Regions from separate parts of the Homo sapiens genome. Here region 2 is linked to region 1. A link is a contact called in ENCODE Hi-C or POLR2A ChIA-PET data. All regions are on one chromosome and are shown on one strand. The core of a region is the stretch at or near the end of the contact, and the rest is flanking DNA. Distances in the headings are between cores, read along the strand shown.

Region 1 (6,853 bases), core at 2,029-4,528:
ACCTGTCCCCTCCACATTCGAATGTCAGGTCCTCGAGCACAGGGACCACGTCTGTCCTGTTCACCCCCATGTTCCCAGTAAAGCCTGCGCCCAGAACATGTTACGTCCAGTAAATGATTACTGAATGGATTAACATGGATGGCCTCACATGGAGCTGCCTTCGCTCAGATCCCAGTGCCATCCCTGCTCCACGGTGGAAGCTTGGACAACCTCACTTGGCCCTAGCATCCTTACCTGTGAAGCAAGAGGCACGACACCTGCTTTGCAGGTTGTCATGAGGATGCTACGAGATGCTGTGCTCAGTGCCTGACTCAAGCTAAGGGCCACTGTCCCAAACGTGCTGCATGTGGTCCTGTCTTAGGAGCACAGCCAGTAGCTTGGAGCTCCCTGTGGGCAAAGATCAGCCCAAGGATCAGAACAAGGATTGTACCTGGCCTGAGCCCCTCCCCATCCCATTCCACAAGGAAAGCATGTGCACGTGTCTGCCAGCTGAATACAGTCGTGCTAAGAACACTGCCTGGCCGGGCGCGGGGGCTCACGCCTGTAATCCCAGGACTTTGGGAGGCCGAGGTGGGCAGATCACTTGAGGTCAGGAGTTCAAAACCAGCCTGATCAACATGGTGAAACCCTGTCTCAACCAAAAATACAAAAATTAGCTGCATGTGGTGGAGTGCGCCTGTAATCCCAGTTACTCAGGAGGCTGAGGCAGGAGAATCGCTTGAACTTGGGAGATGGAGGTTGAAGTGAGCTGAGACTGTGCCACTGCACTCCAGCCTGGGCGACAGAGCCAGACTCCATCTCAAAAAAAAAAAAAAAAAAAAAAGAACACTGCCTGGAAAGCTTACTCTCCTCCCTTCCAAAATGTCAGGATCAGCTAAAAAAAAACTGTCCCTTATACAAAGCCCTTCAGGGCCTCTCCAGCCCCCATGTGCTCCCTGATCTCCATCCCAGAGCCCAGGCTGTCCTCCCTCCCACATGGCAGCGTGCCCAAGGCCTTGCATTCCAGGATGACTCCCCACATGTGGGAGGCCCTCACCAAAGCCCTTGGTCTGCTTCAAGGCAGCTCAAATGCACTGTCTCTCTTTTTTTTTTTTTTTTTTTTTTTGAGACAGGGTCTCACTCTGTCGCCCAGGCTGGAGTACAGTGATTTGATCTTGGCTCAGTGCTACCTCCACCTCCTGGGTTCAAGCGATCCTCCCGACTCAGCCTCCCAAGTACCTGGGACTACAGACCTGTGCCACCACACGTGGCTGATTTTTCTATTTTTAGTAGAGATGGGGTTTCACCACGTTGGCCAGGCTGGTCTCAAACTCCTGACTTCAAGTGATCCACCTGCCTTGGCCTCCCAAAGTGCTGGGATTACAGACATGAGCCACCTGGGCTTCCGGCCCAGGAAACAGTTTCTGATTGACCCCACCTGCCTCGGCTCACGCTGCCCACATTATTGTAATTAGCTCTTTCACCCGTGTTGCCTGGGAAGCATGCACGGGTCACTTTTCAGCAGAGTGATCAACTCATCCCAGTTTCCCAAGAACTTCCAGCTTAGCGCTGAAGCCCCTTGTCCTGGGCAGTCCAGGCCAGTTGGTCACCCTACATTTCAAGCATCTGTGTGTGTGTGTATAATTAAGATATTCATCCTTTCTCTTGTCTCTCCACGGACACTCCAAGCCTCTCCAAAGCTAGGCAACTGTCTCACGTCTCAGTTAACCTGGGTATCCCCTCTCTACTCTGTCCCAAAGTCTGATGTGGAGTCTCAAGTAGAACCTGTAGCCTTGGCTTGGGGCCCTTCCTGCCGAGGCAGACACTGAAAGCCTTGAGATCCTGGCCTTCACAGGGGAAGGGGGAGGGGCAGAGGGCAGGCTGAAAGAACAGAATGGCACGGAGGACTGGAGCTATGGGTGAGGAGGGCATGGCAAGGCAGGTAAAGTTACAGAAAGCGGAGGAGGTGGGTAGCCTCGAGATGTAGGATGTTTGGGATAGAGTGAAGATAGACGAGAGAGGAGGGAAGATGAAGGAGGACAAAGTCATTTTGCAGGTCTACATAAGCCCCCTGGAGTGCTTGGCCAGGGAGGCAAAGCTGACCACCTGCCACTGACCACTCACCACCAATGTGCGTTTTACACCCCTGTCACACTGAGGACGGGAGGGGAGGGGAGCCTCAGGTGTAGGTGAGGAAGCAAGTGGGAAGTGTCCAGGCCAGATGGCTGGGAGCCCCTTCCCCATAAGGCAACCAGGAGTGCTCTTAAAACCCAAAGCGGGTGAGGCTTGCCCTTAGGACTGGAGCAGCAGGTGAATGATGGACTATGAGTAAGTGGCTTACCTTTAGCAGGTGTTGGGCCGTGTAGAAGCCAGCTGGGCCACTGCCCACCACACAGATCTGGGGGGTCTTCTCCTGTGTGGAGAAATGGTGGCAGAAGCCTGGGGCCAGGCAGAGGAGAGGGAAAAGGTCAAAATTAACTTCTCTCCCCAGTCCCAAACCAACCTGAATATCCAACAGAAGCTGGAACTTCCCAAGCTTCACCCTCACCTGCATCCTCCTTCTCTTGTTCCTCAAGGCTTTGGCATTTGCAGGGTCTCTTACTTCATCTGAACCCCCAAAGGCTGTGGGTTCATCCAGAGCCCACATCTCACCCATGAACCTACTACACCACTGCCAATGGCCTGCCCAACAACACTTCATTCCCTATCCAATCGGCTAGAATCCCACATCCTTCCAACGGCCTCCATATCATCCCAATCTCGCCCCCGTGGGTCTCCCCACGGTGTCCCTCCTCTAACCCCTCTCTCTCTCCACAAAACGCTATATTGCCCATATAGACCCGTCTTATTCCTACAGATCCCTGTTTCGACTCAGACTTTCCTCTCGCCCCACAGACCTCCGTATCATCCTCCATTCACCCCGTCTCACACCTGTAGATCTCAAAGTCTCTCCTTTTCACCTTTGTTGACCTCCGTCTCTAACCCTAGAAGCCTCACATCTCACGCACAGATCTCCGCCCACCCCCGTACACCACCGGGATCTCGCCAGCAGGAAGACACCCCTTCAGTCTCACCCTTCTCCAGCCCTGCCCCAGCTCTGCTCCGACCCCTACTCAGCGCTCGCAGGCCTCCCCGCGCTCCCATCCAGCCCCAAAGGCGCCCTGCTCCTACTCGGGGTGCTCCCGGCGGGAGGCAGCCGGGTCCGAGGCCACGCCGACCAGCCCCACCAGCGCCAGCAGCGCGAAGCCATGGCTGGGAGCAGCAACCTGCAAGTGGATCTGTTCCTAGCTACTGCTCCGCAGGGCAAGCCCGCTCCTGCCCGGGCCCGCCCACAAGCGAGGCCCCGCCCCAAACCCCGCCCCCTGCGCTCCGGGAAAGCGGAGCCTTGCGGCTCCACCCCGACTCCCGAGAGAATCCCGCCCCCAAAAGAGAGACCCGCCCTTAACTACGCCCCACCGTCGAAGCCCCGCCCCTCGGAGCATCCGGGGTATACGCGATTTAATACATTTCTCCCCAGGCCTCACCTTCCCTCCAAATCCCGGAAGCCTAGGGTTGGAAGAGAGCGAATCCCCATCGCTGTTTCAGTCCCTCCCCAAGGAAACAGCCACTAAGAAAGGAGCTTATTTTACTTAGCCGCGCCCCTCTCGGGAGGCTCTCGTCGCTCACTGATGACGCAGACGCCCTTGCCATTTGATTGCGAATCCTCCCACGTGACTTCGTCCTAGCCAATCACGAGTCCGGCTCCAAGCGAGCCTTCCCGCCGTTGGGAAATAACCAGAGTGCGGAAGTCTGGGGCGAGGGAGCTCCTTCCCGGAGCCCAGCAGCCTCCTTCTTCGACCCCGGGTGTTGTGCCGATGTAACCCCTCAAATCCCCGTCTTTGCCGGGCCAGGGAGAATATTAAACCCTGGAAAGCTCGTCCCACCTCACCTCCTTTCCCATTACATAGGTGAAGAAAAGCGGGGCGGGGCAGTGGCTTACGTATGGTACTAAGGACAGAGCGTCCGACCCCCGTGCAGCCGAGCCGGGACCAGAGTTGAGGTACTCCCCTCGGGTTCAGAATTTAAGGGGGCTCCAAAACACTCAGTAATCAAGATAAATATAATACTGCAACGTTTTAAAAGGTCAAAAGTAATGCAAAAAGTCTATGATCAAAATGTTTTTAAAAATAAGGACAGGATCCGTAGTCACAGCTGACCCAATAAGCCTAACCCCTCTTCCTTTTCCCCATGGGCCCTCTTGTCAAATATTACTTCCTTGGAGAAGCCTTTTCTCTGACCCGTCCCCTCCCAAGTTCCAAGGAGTTAAAGGCCTCTCATTCCACAGCATCTGACCTTATCCCATCATGACTTACTACACTGGTTGTCGTTTTTAATGAGATTTTAAATTCAATAATAACATACAGAAAAGTGCACAAATCATGAGTGTACAACTTGACAATATATCACAAGGTGTAACCATATAACCACCACCCAGATCAAGAAATAAAACATGGCCAGTATCCCAGGAGTCCTCTGTGCCCTTACTGGTCACTTCCCCTCCCTCCCACTGGTAAGTAAATGCTGTCTGCTTTCTAATAGGTCACTGTGTTTTATGCCTGTCCCACTAGACCAGGAGTAGGCAAACTATAGCTTGCAGGCCAAATACTGTCCACCAGCATGTTTTGGATGACCAACAAGAATGGCTTTTACTGTTTTTGTTTTTTTGGAGGTTTTGGGGTTTTTGTTTTTGGTTTTGATTTTGTTTTTTGAGACAGGGTCCTGCTCTGTCACCCAGGCTGGAGTGCAGTGGTGCTCACTGCAACCTCTGCTTCCTGGCTTGGCTCAAGCGAGCCTCAGGCCTCAGCCTCCGGAGTAGCTGGGACCACAGGTGCCTGCCACCACGCCTGGTTCATTTTTGCATTTTTTGTGGAGATGGGGTTTTGCCATGTCACCCAGGCTGGTCTCGAACTCCTGAACTCAAAGCGATCCTCCCACCTCGGCCTTCCAAAGTGCCAGGATTACAGGAGTGAGCCACCACACCCAGCTTGTTTTTATATTTTTAATGGTAAAAAACAACATTTTGTGACACGTAAAAATTACATGAAATTCAGACTTCAGTTTGAATAAAACTTTATTGGAAGACATCCATGCTTACTTCTTTACATATTGTCTATGGCTATATTTGTGCTTTGATGGCACAATTGAGTAGTTGTAACAGAGATCATATGGTTCGCAAAGCCCCAGATATTTACTATCTGGTCCTTTACAGAGTTTGACCACCCCTGCACTACATTATAAGCTCCATGAGGATGGGGACCCAGTCTCAGCTCTTATACCCCCAGGGCTTCACACACTGGCTAGCACATAATGGAAGTTCGTACAATCGAAAAAGTTCTGTAGGGCTCCCCATCTAGAGGCAGTATATCTGGTGGTGGAGGATGGATTCTAGAGTCAGACAACATTGGGTCTGAATCCCTCTTCCTCCACTTACTAGCTATATGACATTGAGAAATTTAATCTCTCCAGGACTTTTTTTCACTGTCTGTAACATTTGGGGGAAATATGAATAGTGGCAATTTGTTGTAGACATTAAAATCAGATGATGAGGTCAAGACAACTTCCATAAATGCTAGATAAACATTAGCTATTATTATCATCATCCATATGTATTATGACCTCCCATATGTCTCTGTAGATTAGACCTTAAGTCTCTGCAGAGATCTGGATATACTTCATTCACTCCTGTCACCTCCCTCACCTCTCAGGCCTCAGAAATTCCCAGCCCACATCCTAAGTGAAACAGAAAATGGAGCCTCAAAGCAATCGAGTGACTTGTTCCCATGATACCCATGGTACAGCCAGATCTGGCACCAGTGCCTTCAGCTGCTGCCCATACCCCAGTCAGGTCCAGATCAATAACAATGAGTCATTGGTTATGTATTTGGATGGTTTTAATCATGAGCCAGGACTGTGCAACTGGGGCCTTTTCTGCCACTGCGTTTCTCAAATGGAGAATTAGCAGTTTGATTAATTACACCCCTAGATCTCAAGGCCATTTCTAAGCTGCTAATGCATTTCCAAGGAGCAGCAATAACATATAGCAAAGCAGTGGGCTGGGGAGCCGCCAAGCCTGCCTCGTGCCAAGAGGGCTGCCTGGATCCAAAACTCCACTCTATCAGTCAACCTTCTAGCAAGAAACAGATGGCACACTCAAAAGGCGTGATTGAGGACAGTTTAATGAAGGAGTTTGTATACAGAGGTGTGAGCAGGGTGAAGGGAATGGAGAAGCACCCCAGGCTAGCAACAGCTGGAAACCACTACCACCGCAAGCCTGGAGGGAGCTGTTTCAGAACTAGTGAGAGTCTGTAGCTATGGAAAAGGGTGTCTAAAGGAACTGCGGTCTTTGGTAAAGGAAGGTGTGGTGGAGATGAATGGAGAGTGCACATAAAAGAACCAGTGGCCTCTGTGCAGCTGCCTAAGGCCACACCACAGAGGGGCTCTCCAACGGAACAAGGCTCAGGGAATGCCTGTGCCTGTAGCCAGACCCCTCTGCCCATCCCCCAGGCTCCCATTTGCCGGCAGTTTGTCTCCCTATCAGCAGGGTCAGGAGGCCTTTCACTCTATCCAAGGCCTTCACTGAAAAACAAGGCAATTACACGCTCAGAGAATGACTTGCATGTTCTCAACTGGGTCAACTCAGCAATGTCTGGAGACATTTTTGATTGTCACAACTTGAGCTCCCAGCATCTAGTAGGTAGAAGCCAGTGACGCTGCTAAACATCCAACAATGCACAGGACAGCCCCCAACAACACAGAATTGGCCAGATAAAATGTCAGTAGTGACTGGGCATGGTGGCTCACACCTGTAATCCTAGCACTTTGGGAGGCCAAGGTG
Region 2 (7,008 bases), core at 4,208-6,707, 3.1 Mb after region 1:
CTCGAACCCATTCCCCTTGTGGCCCCTCTAGTTCCATGGGGCATCCGGTGGGATTCAGCATCTCTGGCTGTCCCTTCTCAGCCTCCTTTAGGGTTTTCTTCTCTTCTTGGTGCTCCTCAGGCTCAGCACTCAGCCTTCTCACCATCCCTCCTCATCCCTATCCCCCGAGCTCATCATCTATGATCCTGCCTCCAACTTCCAGCCCTGTGCAGACTGTCCCCAGGAGACTTATCCAGCCCAGACACCCCACGTCTGACCATCACCACTTGACGTGCCCCAGGTGCCTGCAACTCCAAATGTACCAAACCAGGCTCACCCCTTCTTCCTCAGGGTCCCACCCAAAGACTCGAGCTCAGCCTACTCCTCCTTCCACAGTCCCTTCCTCACCATCCATCCTTTCTCACTGAGAAAGACAACGAGGCAACATCTTTTACCATTTTCTTACCCTCCAGATATGTCAGACCCCAAGTCCCCCAGAGCTGAATTTAAAGTTATCTTTCAAGCAGGTCTTCTCCGTTTAACCTCTATTGCTACTCTAGGGGATTCCATAAGTTCTAGTTTCCTGGCTGCAGAACTGTGCAGGCCGCCTACCCCCTGCCATCACCTCCTCCCTGGCCCTTCCTCTTCCAGGTCATCTGCTACAATGTTTCCAGAGAGCTCTCTTTAACAGTCAAGTGTAATAATGTCTGGAATCATCCAAGAGCTCCACATTGCCTTAAGGATAAAGTACCAACTCTTTAAGGTCACATGAAATGCTCCTTGTATTCATAATCTGGCCTTGGGTGTGGTGGCTCACAATTGTACTCCTAGCACTTTGGGAAGCCAAGGCGGGCGGATTGCCTGAGCTCAGGAGTTTGAGATGAGCCTGGGCAACATGGTGAAACCCCATCTCTACTAAAATACAAAAAATTAGACGGGCGTGGTGGTGCGCACCTGTAGCCCCAGCTACTTGGGAGGCTGAGTTAGGAGAATTGCTTGAACCCGGGAGGCAGAGGTTGCAGTGAGCCAAGATTGTGCCATTGCACTCCAGCCTGAGTGACAGAGCACGACTCCATCTCCAAAAAACAAAGATAATAATAATAATCTGGCCTCTGCTCATCTCTCCCATCTCCTCTTACCTGGGCTGTTGCAGCCCCACTAATGTCTTCCAGCCCCCTGAAAGTGCTGCGCTGCAAGCTCTCTTGGGTTTCCTTTACACTGACCTTTCCCTCTTTCTTCAGTGCCCTTCCATCAGCTTCTGACCTATTACTGCTTTCCCTTGCATCTTTCAAGACTCAGATCTGAGGCCCTTGGAGAAGTCTTCCTGAGCCCTTCAGAATGACCTGAGTCTCTTCTGTCTCCTGCAGCACCTCCATGCATTGTAATCATAGCTCAAGCACGGCTTGCAGCTTTAAATCCCTGGCACCTAGTTCGCTGCCTGGCACGTAATACACGGCAATTCAGCAAGTATCTCTAACTCAGTGAGGAGTACAAAGGAGAAGTCAGAGGCCCAGAAACTTGCCTAAGGTCAAACAATTAGTGAGCAGTGGAGTTGAGACTCACCCTTACTTTTATTGTAAGGTTCTAGTCTCTATTCCAATATTATTATCAGCATAGTGGGAGGACAAAGGCATCAGAATCACTTGGGGAGCTGATTAGACATGCAGATACATGGGCCTCATCTGGACCTAAGGTGAATTTGTAATTCAAACAAGCTACCCTGGCGATTCTCATCAACAGAAAGTTTGAGAACCGACGCCCTGTGCCTTGCTGCTTGTCTGAAAGGCCTCTGTAAATTTATCACATTTTTCTAAGTCAGTTCAGTTGCTATCTATCGGTGACAAGCAGGGAGAGCTGAGCCCGGCTTTCTTACATTTTCATTGAAAAGCAATCATTTGTTGGAGTCCTGAAGGTTTTCCCTTTAAGAGTCCATCATTAGGATGCAAATTATACGTGTAAAATCAACAGAAATAGGAGGATGGAGTAATTCAGGCACCAGTGTGTGGTAGGAAGTGACTGGGCATGGAGAGGGGTATTATACGCAAATACAGCCCTCAAAAAGGTGTCTTTATTACTCTCCTCCAATTTTCATCGCCTCAGAATCATCTGGAGGGCTGGCTAAGATGGAGATACCTGGGCCCCATCCCCAGAGGTTTCGATTCACTGGGTCTGGCAATGGGGTCTGAGAAGTTGCCCTTCTAACAAGCTCCTAGGTAAAGCCAATGCCGCTGGTCTGGGGGAACACACTTTGGGAAACCCTGAGCTAGTCAACACAGTAATCTGTTTTGCAATAGTCATGGAGATAGGGACGTGATCATCCTGTCTTTCCACTTAAACCCCTGCACAGATGTGGATCTTGCTACCTTTCTAAATGGAGTTTCTTTTTCTTCCCATAGCTTGTTGGAGTACAGGTGGTATTTGGTTACATGAGTAAGTTCTTTAGCGGTGATTTGTGAGATTTTGGTGCACACATCACCTGAGCAGTATATACTGCACCCTACGAAATGGAGTTTCTATTAATAACTCCATTTGATAGAAACTCCATTTTGTAGGGTGCAGTGTATATTTGAACTAATTTGCCTAATATCTACCACCCACTGATCTCAGGTTGGCTTCTCAGGATTTCAAAGAATATATCTGTACCTATTTGCATACAGGAGTTTCAAAAATATCTGAAAAGAGCCATCCTGGCCTGCTTGTCTCTTCTTCCCTGCACCAATCTCTTCTGCTTCTTCAGCTGTTGGTCAGACTGGAGGATTTCCATCAACAACTGGCTGTATTCTGAGTCAGTCTCTAACTTTGTCGATTTCTTTCTTGCACCCTGGTGCTCAGAACTGGCCAAAACACTCCATTTGGGATCTGACCAGCTCAGAGTGCAATCTCTTAAACTGGACACTATTTTAACGTAGTGTTGTTGTCGTCTTCAAGCAGTTCACACATTTAGCCTTGTTGAACGTGTGGTCATCTATAACTAGAATTTTTTACATTACCTTGTATCCAGCTAAGTCTTCTTCATTTGTCCTCAACTAGTTGACATTTTAATTTAAGAGACACATTTAACATTTAGTCCTCTTAAACGTAATTTTGTTGGTTTTACCCTTTTTTTTTTTGAGACAGAATCTAGCTCTGTCATCCAGACTGGAGTGCATTGGCGCCTTCTCTGCTCACTGCAACCTCTGCCTCCCAGGTTCAAGGGATTCTCCTGCCTCAACCTCCCAGGTAGCTGAGACTACAGGCGCCCGCCACCATGCCTGGCTAATTTTTTGTATTTTTAGTAGAGATGTCACCATGTTAGCCAGCATGGTCTCCATCTCCTGACCTCCTGATCCGTCTGCCTTGGCCTCCCAAAGTGCTGGGATTACAGGCGTGAGCCACCATGCCCAGCCCTATAGATGATCAACTTATACCTTAGTTATAAGGTGGTGGTGGCAGGGCTGATAACAGGATGACCAACCCGAAACATGAACGTACCCATTTTTACAGTTGTGCCTGGGGTTCCTACTCATACTTTATCAGTTCAAACAACCACTAATAAGTGACACTGCTCTGCAGTCTTAACATTCATGGCCACCATATGCCTCAATGTTTCTGGGTCAACTTTAGTTTCAAACATTATCTCTACTGTCACAGGTCCACATGCCAAACTATGAGTCCAGTTTGGGGTTCAGAACATATAGTCTCTATAGTTCTGCCTTTTCTCGGTGCTCAGAGTCTAATATCATTGGAGAAGAGGACGATTTTTGCCTGATTAAACTGAGGGAGGGGGATAAGAAAGGGAACCAAAGACAATGCTAAATAATGTATTTTGGTTCAATTTTCCAAAAAGTGAAGCTCTGCTTATCACAATGATTGGTCCACTCTGGTCCACCCAGATACCTGGATTCCTCATTTATGTAGCAGCAGTCTACTTCGTGGGCGCTGCCTATTTTGAAGATGTTATTTTGCACTCCCTTCTGGAGCATGTGATAATACCTCTACCTTTGAGAAATACAAAAGATGTAGGTTCTCTGCAGTCGAGAATTAAATGAACGTAAATAAAATGAATAGACAAGGCAGAAGCCTCCATGTCAGCTCCCTCTGCCTTCAGATCCTTCTAAGGGATGTGGGTTCTCGGGAGGGGAAATACACAACACGATACAACAGACATTTGACGACCCTTTAGAGGCTGGTTGTGAATCTGACTACCGGAGGGCTTAAAATATGGCAGTAAGAAGAAAGGAGCTCATGGGACCCTGAAGGGAAACGAGAGCGGGGAATTTGTCTCTTTCATCCACAGTCGTTTCAAAGCATGACACTTGCGGTAACAAAATTGCATTGCGAAAGTACTAGTGTGTTATTATCTCCTCTTCAAGACAGGGACACGTAGACAGGGAATGGCCTCTTCCAATACCAACTTCCAAGTAGCACTGCTGATCCTCCACTGAACGATGGGGGAAAAGCTAGCCTGCTTCTGCGACCTTGCATGAAAATGGAGAAAATTCTTGGTTTCAAAATCTTCTCCTGGCTTGAACCGAAAGTTAAAAAGGGACTTTTCGAATTGCACATTGCGCCTGACCTTACCTACCACTAATGAATAATGGATATCGAGGAGCCGTGGAATGGAGGATCACGGCGGCGTACGGAGCACCGGGGAGGAATCGTGGGGTGCGTAGGCGCCGGAGCGCCCGGGTTCGGCCCGGACCGAAGGCTTGCGCGGTGAAGGTGTGGTGTCTGTGCTCCGGGGAAAGGGCTGTCTCCCCGGGGGACTGTTTCGCAGCGAGGCTTGTTTTGCTCGCAGCTGGGCGCTCCCTGGGGAGCGACTGAGCGCAAGGGCGGGCCGGGAGGCGCGAGGCGAGCACGATGCTCCAGGGCCCCAAGGACTCGTGTGCGTGTGCGTGTGCAAAGTGGGGCGGTGCAGGGCGTGTGCACGGCACGGGCGAGACGCGCGCCGGTGCGGGCGCCGGGCGCCGCCGGGCGCAATTACAGCATAAAGCCCGGGCGCCGCGGGGCGCTGGCCCGGAGAACCCACCGGACGCGCAGAACCGGATCGGCACCCCTCCCGCCAGCACCCTAACGCGGAGCCACAGCGCCCAGGGACCGGAGGGCAGGCGGCGGCGGTAAAGGACACCACGCAAGTCTCCACGTAACCCCCCCGAGCAGTGCAAGCTCCCAGGACTGGCGCGCGTCCCGGCCACTCGGAGCGCGCACCGCTCGCACCCCGGCGCGCTCCCCGCGCGGTGCAGGGAACCACAGCGCGGGCGGGTATTAAGGGGAAAGGAGGAGGCGTGGCCTGGCCGAGGAGCCAATGGGCCGGGAGGGGCGCGCGGGGGAGGAGCTCAGGTGCAGAGTGCCGATTGGCCAGTTCGCCCTCCGGTATGCAGATACGGTGGGAGTCACGTGCTAGGGGCCGGGACGACTTCCTGTTGGAGGCCAACGCGGGGCGGGGAAGGGGGCGCGAGCGCCCCGTCTGGCTGAAGCGGGGGGAGGGGGGTTCTTGTCAGTTAGAGCAACAAGATGGCCGCGGTGGCAGCTCCGCACCTCAGCGCGACGGCCCCGGGAGCCGTAGCCGCCGCCGCCGGCCCCGCCGCCGCGCAGTCTTGAGCGCCGCCCGGGCCGCCCCCTGACAGGGCAGTCCCAGCGCCCGCCGCGCTCCCGCCGCCGTCACCGTCGCAGTAGCCGCGGGCCCGCCCGAGCCGGAGGCGGAGGGAGCGGAGCGGCCCCGCGCCCAGCCGTCCGCAGCTGCCACCGCCGCCGCCGCCGCCGCCTAGGACCCGGACCCCGCCGGAGCCGCATCCCGCCGGGCGTGAGGAGGAGGACGCGTCGCGGCGTTGCCGGGGCCGGACCTGGACCTGCCGGGACGCGCCGCCGCCCACTCGCCCGCGCCGCCGCCGCAGCCGCCGCCGCCGCCCGCGCCGGGACCTGAGTCCGTGGCGCCGGCGCTGAGCGGGCCCCCGCCGCCCGCGCACTCCCGAGGCCCTCGGGCGGTTGTTCGTGCCGCCGCCGCCGCCAGGCCCGCGCCACCGGAGCCCCGCGGAGCCGCCGCCGCCGCCGGGGACGGAGCCCAGGTGAGCGCGGCAGTCCGCCCGCTCCTCGCCGCAGCCGCAACTTTGCCGGGAGGTTCGCGGGCCCTTTGTTCGGCCGAGCCGAGCCGGGGCGGGCGCTGGCCCCTAGCGACCCGCGTGCGGCGCCAGGCCCCGGGCCGGCCGGGTTTGAGGGGAGCGGCGGGAAGCGGCCGGGGCCGGGGCGCGTGTGTGCTAGTGTGAGACGGGGCTGTGCAGACGCCCGGTGTGCATCACAATCAAACGGGAGTGGAATGGAGGGCTGAAGATGGATGTGCCCCCTCCCTTTTAAAACTCATGCAGCGGTGAAATTCGGTCCTTTCCGGGCAGCCCCCCGCAGATTTTGCACTGGTGATGGCAGGCGCGAACCCGCCGTGTTTTGGTGCAGGAGCCCGGTGCCGTTGTTTGGGGGAAGAGAAAAACCCGGGGCGTGCTGCGGGTGGGCGGAGAAGGACCCCTGGGCGCTCTGCGGCTCTGAAATCAGGTGGATTTTCTAACGGTGCTGCGGACTGCGGAGTAATGCGTATGAGGAAAACGAGCCGTACAACATCTGTCCTGTTATCAGATAACGTAACCCGAGCGCCTGGTTGCCGCCTCTGCTTTAAGCGGTGCCTCCTTTGCACCTTTACCTTGAGGACGAGATTTAATTAATTGATTCGTAGCTATGAAAATGTGCAGATGTGGATGTGGGGGTTCCCTGCCTGTTAACCTGGGGAAGAAATAACTGGCAAGCATGTTACACGGAGCTTTGGGGATCTTAGCAAAAATGAAGGCTTGCTGCTTGGATGTTGTGCCGGGAGGTAGGGGAGGAGGAGCCGCTAGATCGTGGCTGCACCTATTGCATTCGAAGGCATTTGACGGTATTGGTGATTCTGCACGTAATTAGTGGAGTTGTCTCAAACCTTTGCCTCCGCCAAATGAAACCTCCATTTGAGTGGTCCGCTCGGTTATTTCTAGGCGTGAACTGCGGATTCTAAACTCAAAATGGTGC

What was found. A loop is a pair of places that touch in the nucleus more often than their neighbours do. ChIA-PET counts read pairs that join two places held with the same protein, here RNA polymerase II (POLR2A). Pooled maps may share reads with other maps.
Region 2: a pooled map shows a loop between it and region 1 (10-fold over the local background). The contact joins the promoter of TNRC6C here to the promoter of FDXR in region 1. A Hi-C loop is called at or near these places in 2 of 50 pooled maps. POLR2A ChIA-PET finds 5 or more read pairs at or near these places in 2 of 52 experiments (A673 and activated B cell).

The regions. Positions count from the first base shown.
Region 1 is chr17:74,869,716-74,876,568 of GRCh38, forward strand. It overlaps FDXR (ferredoxin reductase), which reads right to left and starts at 3,279. Exons shown (of 12, transcript NM_024417.5): 1 at 3,151-3,279; 2 at 2,321-2,418. The coding sequence starts at 3,229. It also overlaps a transcript of FADS6 not described here. RefSeq lists enhancers at 2,631-3,531, 3,329-3,623, 3,579-3,808, 4,429-5,329, 6,445-6,739, silencers at 3,019-3,148, 3,189-3,418 and a cis regulatory region at 5,694-5,765.
Region 2 is chr17:77,953,246-77,960,253 of GRCh38, forward strand. It overlaps TNRC6C (trinucleotide repeat containing adaptor 6C), which reads left to right and starts at 5,458. Exons shown (of 23, transcript NM_001142640.2): 1 at 5,458-6,023. RefSeq lists silencers at 5,073-5,122, 5,143-5,602 and enhancers at 5,275-5,834, 5,835-6,393.